2 separate regions of the Mus musculus genome follow, and region 1 is linked to region 2. Evidence: chromatin contacts called from ENCODE Hi-C or POLR2A ChIA-PET data. All regions are on one chromosome and are shown on one strand. The core of a region is the stretch at or near the end of the contact, and the rest is flanking DNA. Distances in the headings are between cores, read along the strand shown.

The links. A loop is a pair of places that touch in the nucleus more often than their neighbours do. ChIA-PET counts read pairs that join two places held with the same protein, here RNA polymerase II (POLR2A).
Region 1: POLR2A ChIA-PET joins it to region 2 with 10 read pairs in embryonic stem cell. The contact joins the enhancer-like site here to the promoter of Ptprk in region 2. A Hi-C loop is called at or near these places in 3 of 37 maps with a recorded cell type or tissue (Patski and heart). POLR2A ChIA-PET finds 5 or more read pairs at or near these places in 4 of 5 experiments (Patski and embryonic stem cell).

Annotation. Positions count from the first base shown.
Region 1 is chr10:28,175,850-28,180,823 of GRCm38, reverse strand. The region is part of intron 1 of Ptprk (protein tyrosine phosphatase, receptor type, K); the gene reads right to left. Among named protein-coding and RNA genes, the nearest start is that of Ptprk, 100 kb to the right of the region's middle. Within about 2 kb of position 1,662, at least 1 of the 3 ENCODE cell types and tissues checked has a DNase peak (open chromatin) inside an H3K27ac peak, as active enhancers do.
Region 2 is chr10:28,072,224-28,077,118 of GRCm38, reverse strand. It overlaps Ptprk (protein tyrosine phosphatase, receptor type, K), which reads right to left and starts at 2,299. Exons shown (of 32, transcript NM_008983.2): 1 at 1,942-2,299. The coding sequence starts at 2,038.

The sequences.
Region 1 (4,974 bases), core at 413-2,912, 100 kb before region 2:
AATATGCCCTCACTACAGACTCAAGAGTTTTAATACTCGGTCCCCATTGGGTAGCAAGCAGTAGGTCAGACACTGTGGAGACTTTGAAAGTGGAATCTTTCTGGAGAAAGTAAATCTCAGGGTGTGGCCGCACTTTAAGATTTATATCCTATCCCTATTTTCTGATCCATCCAAGCTCCTCCACACCTGCCCAATCCACTCAGACCAGCAGTTTCCTGCTGTGACTGACTGCTCCCTCAAGCAGTGAGCTAAAATAAACAGTCCTTTAAGCCCCAAGACACAGTCTAAGCATCTCTTGCTTGTGTAATTCCCCTCTCACACTTCACTGTCTACAGGAATAAGCCATGTGCTTCCTCCCTGGGCCCAGAGATGGAAAGAACAGGGGGGAAAGGACTCAGTACAAGGAAACTTGCCTGCTTTTCAGTTCAGATTTTTCAATGAAGAGATAAATGCTAGCATTCTATACCGTGTTCTAGTCTAATGGGTCCTATATCTTGACAAAAAAATAAAGTATATCTTCACCAAGTCTAGACTTATTTATTATGAAGCTATAGACATAAAAAGCCTACTCAGTGTTATTTTTGAATACACAGTTTATTCAAAAGCTCTCTGCCCAAAATTTCAAAAAAAAAAATTTAAAACAAAATAAAACAATGTTCCTTTGGGAAAACAAGGATTGAATATAATCGTCATTAAAAAAATGTTTGTATCATATAACACATGAGACAAGCCATGTCTGTTATAGCCACCTCTTCAATTAGAATACCCCTAAGTCAATATAGTGAGGTAGAACAGATTTGAACAAATCAGATCTCTACAAAGCTGTAAATCTTGAACAGGGTGTCTCTGACTACTTAGTGAAATGACCTCCTTACCCACAACATTCACTTTACCCATCCCTGATTTTTAAGCCTGTTTCAGAACAGAAACACGGCATGATTTTTCTCCCACCTCAGTTTTGCAAAGCACTTTCCCATGATTACCAAACAATGGCATACTTCCACTATCCTCTGTCAATCACAAAAGAGCTCTGTCTCCCTTCTCTGCAGAGAGCCTCTTTATGGAGAAATATGCAACTGTTAACCAATAAGCATCCAGGGGTCCCAGGTAGCAGCAAGGCCAGTAGGTGCATAATCCTACTATATGGTGCTCAGAAAACCTTGGGAGAAATGAGTGAGGGAGAGGCATTATCTGAAATAGGATTCCGGCTTTTCAGTGGACCTATTAGACTAAATTAAGACTAAGAGACATGTACAGAAGAAAAGCAGAAACAGAATGGTCCTGATGCGGTCCACTCCACCTACAGCCACGGAAAAATCTGAAATTAAATCCTTAAACTTTGAAAAAAAATGGTAAAAAGAGTATCTGTTCTTTTTTACAAAGTCTTTCCTCGGAAAAAAAAAAAAAAATACCAACCAAAACCCAGAAGGAGCTTCCTTGCACATTTCCTGTTGTGGAAACTGGAGGTGTTGGTTTAGTTATGCATGGAATCCATCAGCCAGGGTACAGTGCTAAAGCTTAATTAGCATGTAGCAATGAACAGTCACACGCTTATCTTCTCTTTGTAAACCATGAATCTTTAATTACTAAGTCACGAGATAAACACAAGCCCATCCATTAGACACGTGACCTATGTGCCAGTTGTGTGGGACTCTGTTGCCCTCAGAAAGCTTGGGGCGCCCAGGGAACATCTAAGCAAGGATAAAAATAACAGAACACAGCTAGGTCCTTGCAGTTGAAACTCAGCATGACAGCAGGAAACCCACTTCCCATCTGCTTTTCTGAGTCAGGAAGAACACAAGGAAAGGACAATACAAAGACTACTCCATAAAATACTTAGCCAACAGAAATGCAGGACCACAAACCCTGGGAACAGTACAGTGCAGAGAATAAGTGGAGACTATGCCTCCTGTGGCTTGCTTCTGAGCCAGAAAATACTAGCAAATAATGACATAAATTACATAGTTACTCTATTATATTTAACTCTGGGCAAAAGGATCATATTCTCTCACACCTGTGAGAGAATTTTCATGCCATGGTAAACACCCTGATGGCTTGCCTGCCTCTTTTGAAGTCCAATTTTAATTAACTTTTGCTATTTGATTATACTAAATCTGATAAAGATTTCATTGATTTTTTTTCAAAAGTCGATGCACATTTGACAGGCTTACTCACCCAGTATCATTTTTTAAATAAATAATGATTTACTAGACTCTTAGATCACTAACTAGTAAAGAAAACTATCAAACATATTGTCTTAAATATATAAAGTAGTAAATTTGGGGGTATATAAAATAGCACCATGTCGAACAAAGCATACAAAATATAATCTACAGGTTAGGACGTTTGGAAAAGTAGTGGCCAAAGGTTAGAGCAGGAGTGGAGGAATGACGCTTGGTGTGCGGGGAGTCCTGTGTCATCAAATAGATAACCTTATTCTTATAAACTAATAATTCATGATTCACGAAACTCAGCCTATTACAATAAGAAAACACAAGGCTAAGTGATATACAGTGACTCACCAATTGTGAGCCCCAGGGGCTGAGAGACTCTCCTCCTGCCTACCACACTTTTTTGGTGGTATAATCTTTACATGTGCTACTAAAAGGTAATGCTTAATTGGGATGTTGGACTAATTTTCCTATTTCAACATGGTAACCAGCTATTGAAATTATAGAGCTAATGTATTTCTTATGTGCTTGTGCGTGAGGATGGCTAGGTGGAAATTAGTTTCTGCTTCCTTATAATCATCCTAAAAGAAAATAGCTGGGGCTGAAGAAATGGCTCAGCAATTAAGAGCACTTGCTCTTGCAAAAGACCCATGTTCCAATTCCCAGCAACCACATAACAGATCAAAACCATCTGTAACTCCAGTTTCAGGGGCTTGAGTACACTTTTCTGACCTTGTCGGACACCAGGCATGCATGCAGGCAAAATACTCATGCACATAAAATAAAATGAAATAAATGTGGGTTTTTAAAAAGAGAGAGAAAAGAAATATCTACTTGTTTCCAACACATGATAAATAAAGAAGCAAGATGAAGTGACATGAAGCACCAGGGTGTACACCCCAGCTGCAATTGTCCTACAGGTCAGAAACACCCACCATGCTCTCCATTGTGTTTTCTAATTAATTACTTGGTCCTGGGACTCTAACAGACTCTATAAGAGCCAGATTATGTTTCCCAGCTGTATACTGAGGGCTGGGGAGTCAGTAAAATGACATGCTCTGTAAGAATGAGAACCTAAGTTAGCATCTTCTACCCCTGTGTAAAAAGCACACAGAGCATGTACCTCTAACCCCAGAGCTGTGGGGAGTGGGAGAGACTCTCAGGGGTGTGCCGAGCACCACCACCCAAGACCTGGGAATAAAATGGACAATGGTAAAGCAGAAAATTTGAAGTCCTCATCTGGCACACACACACACACACACACACACACACACGAACAGAGGGGGGAACAGGTAGGCAGGAAGGAAGACAGACAGACAGACAGATAGACAGACAGACAGAGGCAAGATTTTAAAATGTATTATATATGGAATAAATCTACTTTTTCATAATAATTTCTTAGATCAAAATTTTTAACATTTTCATTTAATAAACACGGGGATTTTAAAAAAATATTTACTCCTTTAATCTGTGCATGTATGAGTGTGTTTGTGTGCACATGCACCTCTATATATGTACTCCACATGTCAGAGACAACAGAAGTAGAAGAAGCATTCCAGGATACCCTGGAACTGGAGCTACAGAGAGTTGGGAGTTTCCGTGCGGGTGCTGAGAACTAAACCTCTGCAAGACTCAAAGGCTTTAACCACTGAGCCATCTCCCCAGCCCCAGTTCTTTGTCTTTACATCAGAAATATAGAACATATAATAAGAAATGTATTTTAGTCCTGTGAATCTTAATTTTAGAAGAGACGGGTAGGGAGGGAGACAGGTTAAGTCCCTCTTAAGAAAGCCACAGCGACTAAAACGCGCTGCAGAATGTTCTCTTATGCAGCTAGAGGGTAAGGAAGCAGAGGAAGAATGGCAGCCACTGAGAAGTCACTTAGAGACAGGAGGTAAGACTACACATCTCAACTTAAATATCTACAGGATTGAGGGGTAAGCTCCACATTTCCCAATGTTAAGTACTGCTTAACGTTGAGTCAAGCTGTTCAGTCTTAGGATAAATTGGGCTCATGTATAAGAAACTGACAGAGACCAAAGGAACTTCCAACCAGTACTTTCCTGTCAGTGATGGGTCTCAAAAGGAAAGAGTCCCGAGGGGATTCTGCTCCTAAACTTAGTCCCTTTGTATTTGAATCAACTCAGCATCTCCACTAGTCCATATGCCTAAAGGACCTTCTTGCAGAAAAGCAATAGACAATCATACCATCAGAGCTCCCAAGTTACTCTCCAACTACTTAGGTGGCTTTGCCTCAAGAGTAGCCCTGATAGCAAGAGTATTCACCAAATCCGATGTTATATAGTGTGTACTGCTAGGATTGAAACACAGTGGCATTCAAACCGTGAGTTAATGTGGAGACAGTTGCTCATTTCAACTGTTGGGGGGGGGGGGGGGCAGTGTAAAAAACTTTTTATTAGCCACATACATCCACAATCCAATATGAAAGACCTGCTGGTTCAGTGTTGTGGGTAGCCCTGGGGCTACTTATATTTGATAATTTGGTTTTCCTGTGAGTGGCTTTGAACAAGGAATGAGTCAGCATCCAGGTGTAAACCTGCTTCCCACTTTAATTTGTAAAATAAAGGAGAGCTGATGATTGGGCAGATAAGAGGGAAGGTGGGGAGGAAGGTGGGAAGAAGAGAAGGAGAATAATGGAAGAGGGAGAGGATGCAGAGGAAGAGGAGGAAGAAGAAGAAAAGTGGAGCAGAAGCACATGGCCTGGAGAAATCGCAAGTTCTAAGGGGTCTCATAGATGTGGAAGATGGTAGTGTAGCGGTAGATCTGCCCAATCTAGTCGCAC
Region 2 (4,895 bases), core at 1,050-3,549:
CTTCATTTGTGGGCAAACATAAGGATGAGAGCCAGATCTGTGGAGCCTGCATTCATTATAAACTCCCAGAAACAAATCTGCACAGTGTGATGAGGCACTCTCGGTACACAGTGATTAAATGATAAATAACATTTTTAAAGAGAAAAAATTCTCACATGTTGAAAATCTATCCATCAGCTGCTAAGACATCACTAGTCTCCAGTTCTAAATACATGTGTTTAATCATGTAACTGGTAAAGTTCAATTAACAAATAACATGCCTCCTCAAGCAAGGCTCTCCGTGAAGCGACAAGCACCGTGTAGAAATCAATACTCCCTCCAACTTGCTGCATATAATGAGTTACATCAAGCATGGTTCCAATACTAACAGCATTGTATGGCAGAGACACTCGGTAACGCGGAAACCAGAAAATTAAATTAAGTCGTCGGAATTCATTGCATAGAGCTGGTGCCTTCTGCACACCACCCCACACACGGTCTTTCCTTTGCCTGCTACCATTTCATAGTCTCTGCCTACGAGGAGGATACACTCAAGCTCCAGACTCCGAGGTCTAACTCCTAAAGGGGAGGGGGAAAGAAAAGCTAAGGGACGATTTGCTCCGGAAAACATCATGGTGAGTGTATTTCCAGGAAATCGAGCAGTCTCAACAATGAAACTATCAAGTACAAAGTAAGTTCTGTCTTCCCATCCTGCTGGTTCAGCCAGGAGCGCGGCTGTCGCGTTTCCCGTCACCCTCTGGCCACTCTGTGTTTCCACAAACACTGGGAACCAAGGCAGCAGCGGATGCGCCCTCCAACCTTGCTGGGCTGGGTGGGTTAACCAGAAAAGTTGTAAAGCCTTGTGGGAGGCAGAGGCTTAAACCTGGGAGCCCGCTCCCCAGCGTCCACCTGGTGAAACTTCAGAGCCGGCAGATACATAGAAGCCAGCGACCTACAGGCAGGATATCAAAACTGGACGGGAACAGAGACCACCAGTCTGAAAGACCCGGAATCCTGGGACTTATCTGAGCGGTTTTACTTAGAACTCAAAGGGATAGCCTGGAATATCGCATCACGTCTCACTCCTGGGTTGTCCAGGAGAACAGCGAACGTTCCCAGCCCAGGTCACCCAGGCGGACTCAGGGTGGTGTGGAGCCAGATTTGAGCTTTGTGGTGGCTTCGCCCCATAAATAGGGTAAGCCTTCCGGGAATGGGAGCCCAGAACTCGCTGCCCAGGACAGCTCTGAATCTACCCTTAGAGCTACATTTACAAACGTCGTACGGACTCTGCCAATGTATACATACAACGTGCTCCACGCTGTGTGCTCTGTAATCTATCCAGGAGCAACTCTGAACCCTCAGCAGAGGAGGAAGGAGCCTCCAGGAGGCACCGGGAAGTAGCTGGACAATAGTCAGAGGCGGTTATACCCGGGACAAAAAGCACCTGGCAGAACACACCGAGATCGGTCCCTATGTGTCTCCACAATTCTCACAAAGACTTCCCGGGGAAATTTTGAACAGTCTGGCGACAGAGAGCCACTAGCCAGCTCAGCGAGCCATAAAATCGTGGTCCCGGGAGCCCTAAGTACTTTTTCTTCCTCACTTCCCTAACTAATGCTGTGGACTGCTCCCGACTCCCAGGCAAAAAGAACACCCAGGAAAAGCAAGGTCGCCACACACTCCATCCAGCACACCCTGGGCTGTCTGCGCGCCGGACTAGCCTCAGAAACAATGGGTCGAGAACGTAAAAGTTACCTGCGCACGGGGGCGCACAGCTCTTGGCCCTGCGTCCCGCCTGACACAAACTCCCAGGACAGACCTAGCTCCAACCTGCACCACCACCACCCCCGCCACCTTAAGCGGACGCCCCCTGGATCCCCGAACCCAGCACCAGCAATCAGTCAGTCCTTCCTGCCTGAGTCCAAGACTGTGGACAGACACAGACCACCCCCAACCTCTCACCTGCTGAGAACTGGCCAAGGGCCGACCCCAGGAGAGGCCACGGGTACAGAAGCCAGAGAGCTACAAAAGCAGGCAACGCAGCGGCCGCCACATCCATGGCGAGTTTGGGAGAAGTTTCAAGCAGCTTTGCAAAGAGCCTCCGGGGGAATCGCGGTGAAATCCGCCAGCCAGCAGCCCGCCCGGCCTCGTCGGGGGGCTCGCGGAGACGCCGCGGCCACCCGCCAGCACTTTCGTCCTTGCGCAACGTCGGCCAACTACCTCGCGGGCGAAAGCGTCTCCAGCGTCGCCCGCCAGCCGCGGCCGCCGCTCTCCATGCTAGGCAGAGGCTGCTCAGGGTAGTCCAGAGTTAGTTTGCTCTGGGAGGGACGGGGGCGGAGCCTGGGGTGACGTCGCCCCGCGGGCTCCGGCAGCTTCGGAGGAATGCGGGCTCCGGTGCGCGCCGCCGCCACTGCCGCCTCCTGCTAGGGAGACGCGCGCCAGCCGGGCCGCGCGCCCCGCGCCCTGCGCCCCGCGCCGCCTTTGTTCGCCACCTGGGCTCGGTGGCCGCGCGGCTCTCTGGCGGCGAGCGGGAAAGGGGGACCTGGCGCAGCTCCCTGCCGGATCCCTGAGATTCAACTCTGAGAGGCAGAACTGTGGGCGGACGACGGAGGAGGCGCCCGAGGAGAGGTGTCCTGGGGTTCTGTCCCCAAGGTGGCGGTCCCACCAGAGCGGCTGGTGGTAGGAAGAAAAGGGAGCGTAGATGTGACCTTTAAAACGCCGACCTGCACTGAAATTTCACTCTTCCTTATTGATAGGATAAGGAATAAGGCTCCCTACCCCATTGAAAACTTACTCTCGTTTGTTCACGAAATAAATAAAACTTGGACCAAAATAAAATGTTGGGTAAGTTTCCAGTGTGAACAGCTGGCGTGCCTCGTTTCTGGTTTATTTGTCATTGGGAAGCTCCCAGCCGCTCAGCCTTCGCATAGCCTGGTGGAGTAGAGCAAGACTTGGTTTTGTTTTGATTTTTACTGTCTTGTAGCTATATAAGAAATAAGTATTTAATAAAAGGAGTTTATCCCAACAATGAGCACAGCATGGTTGCTCCGAAGGAACCCAATGCTGTGTGCTGTGTTACAGGCAGGAAGTCAGTTTTGCTACCTTAGCAGCTTGGTGTGATTTCTCCAAATGCCACCTTCACTTGCTTCTGTAGCAACGCTGTATAGTTGCTTACTTTTACTCATGTCTGCAAATTATGACACATGTAAGTATGACCAAAACTGAATAAGCCTAACTTTTTTTTTGAATTTTGATGCTATATATGCAACTGCTAATAATAGCCTTGATTGGCACCTGTCAGTCACTCAAAATGTCTTTAGCCTTTTAAAATCAAAATGAAGTGAAATTCAATTTAATACAGCATTCTCATCATTAACCGAGCCACATATTTCTGTAATTAATACATGCTGTTATGACTAGGTTTGGAATAGATGCAAGTGACTGTATACTACACACACACACATCTATGCACATATATTATACATATTGATGAAGAAGGGAGAAAATGGGTTTCTTTTTTATTTGCTGAGGATAGAAAGTCCGTTACGCTACAGCCTTGATGACTGCTCATTAGTACCTGTAACAAGCCCAACACTTGTCAATTCAGTTCAGCATAGTTCAGTCATCTCCCTCTGGGTACAATGTCAATGTTCCTTAGCTCATTAACCTATAACTTTAAGCACACTCTACCAAGGGTCCTTATTTCGTACACTAAAGAGCTTTATTAGATCACAGGTAACCAAAAACCTATTATTTTCTTTTCTGAAGACTTAGCAAAACTTTCTAAAATTAGCAGTAATTTGCCAGAGTAAAGGCAAAGGAAACTTGTCTGTCCATATATGAATTTGTCTGTCTATTCTTGCATGAAAAATGTTCATCACTTGGCAATTTGTTTGAGTAAGCATGCAAACGAAGCCCTTCCGAGACCTACAGATAGTGGATAGAACCTCACTTCTTGTCATAGTCATTCCCGGAGTCAAGGGATAAAGAATTTGGTTCATTTTCTCTATGGTAGAGAAATAACAGTACGAAAATGCTGTGAGGGTGCCTAAAGTGTACCAGGCATCTTAAATGGACACTACCACAGTTAGGAATCAAGTTCAGGTAAGAGTCTTGTGGTACACATACAAGGAAACAAGACTAGGGAGAAAGTAATTTACCCAAACAAGGGAGGGGAAAGGAAGACAGAGAAGGAAATCCTTAAAAGGAATTAATAGAGATGCCATCTCAATAAAACCAGAAAAAATGCAGTAACATTTTGGGCAAGCAACTTGGAGCTTTATCCTTAGGGCTCATAACAAACATGGACTAGGGGGCTTAGAATCACTTTAGTAGTAAGTTGGTCTTGAACCTGCCACTCTCCTACCTCAGCATTTTTTTATTTTAAGAAAACAATGAAATGTTCATATTCTTTTATCTAGTTGCTGTCCAAACACTAACACCAAATATATATTTTAAAAAATGTTTTAGGAACTAAGATATTTACAAAAAAAATGTGAAAATAATTAAATGTCTACTTACAAGCCAACTCCATTTATAAAGCGTGTTACTTAGTAGATGTCTTTCATAATATACAAAATGGAATTTTATGGAGAAAGGAAACTGCAGAGGGAAGAGAGTTTATGATCAAACATTGGGGAAGGTTAGCTGAAGACAATATAAACTTTCAGGTTAGAGAGAAAAAGCCTGGGGGTTATAGAGAGGGTTTAATGGTTAAGAGCCCTTTCTGCTCTTCCAGAGTTTGGCTCTTAGGGGCCATGTCAGAGGGCTAGCCACCTCTAACTTCAGTTCCATCATTCCTGACACCCTCATATGGATTCATGGAGCACCTGCATTCACAGTGCCACACCAGGACATACAGACACACAGACACACACTCCACACGTACACGCACAAGCGAACACACATGTATACAT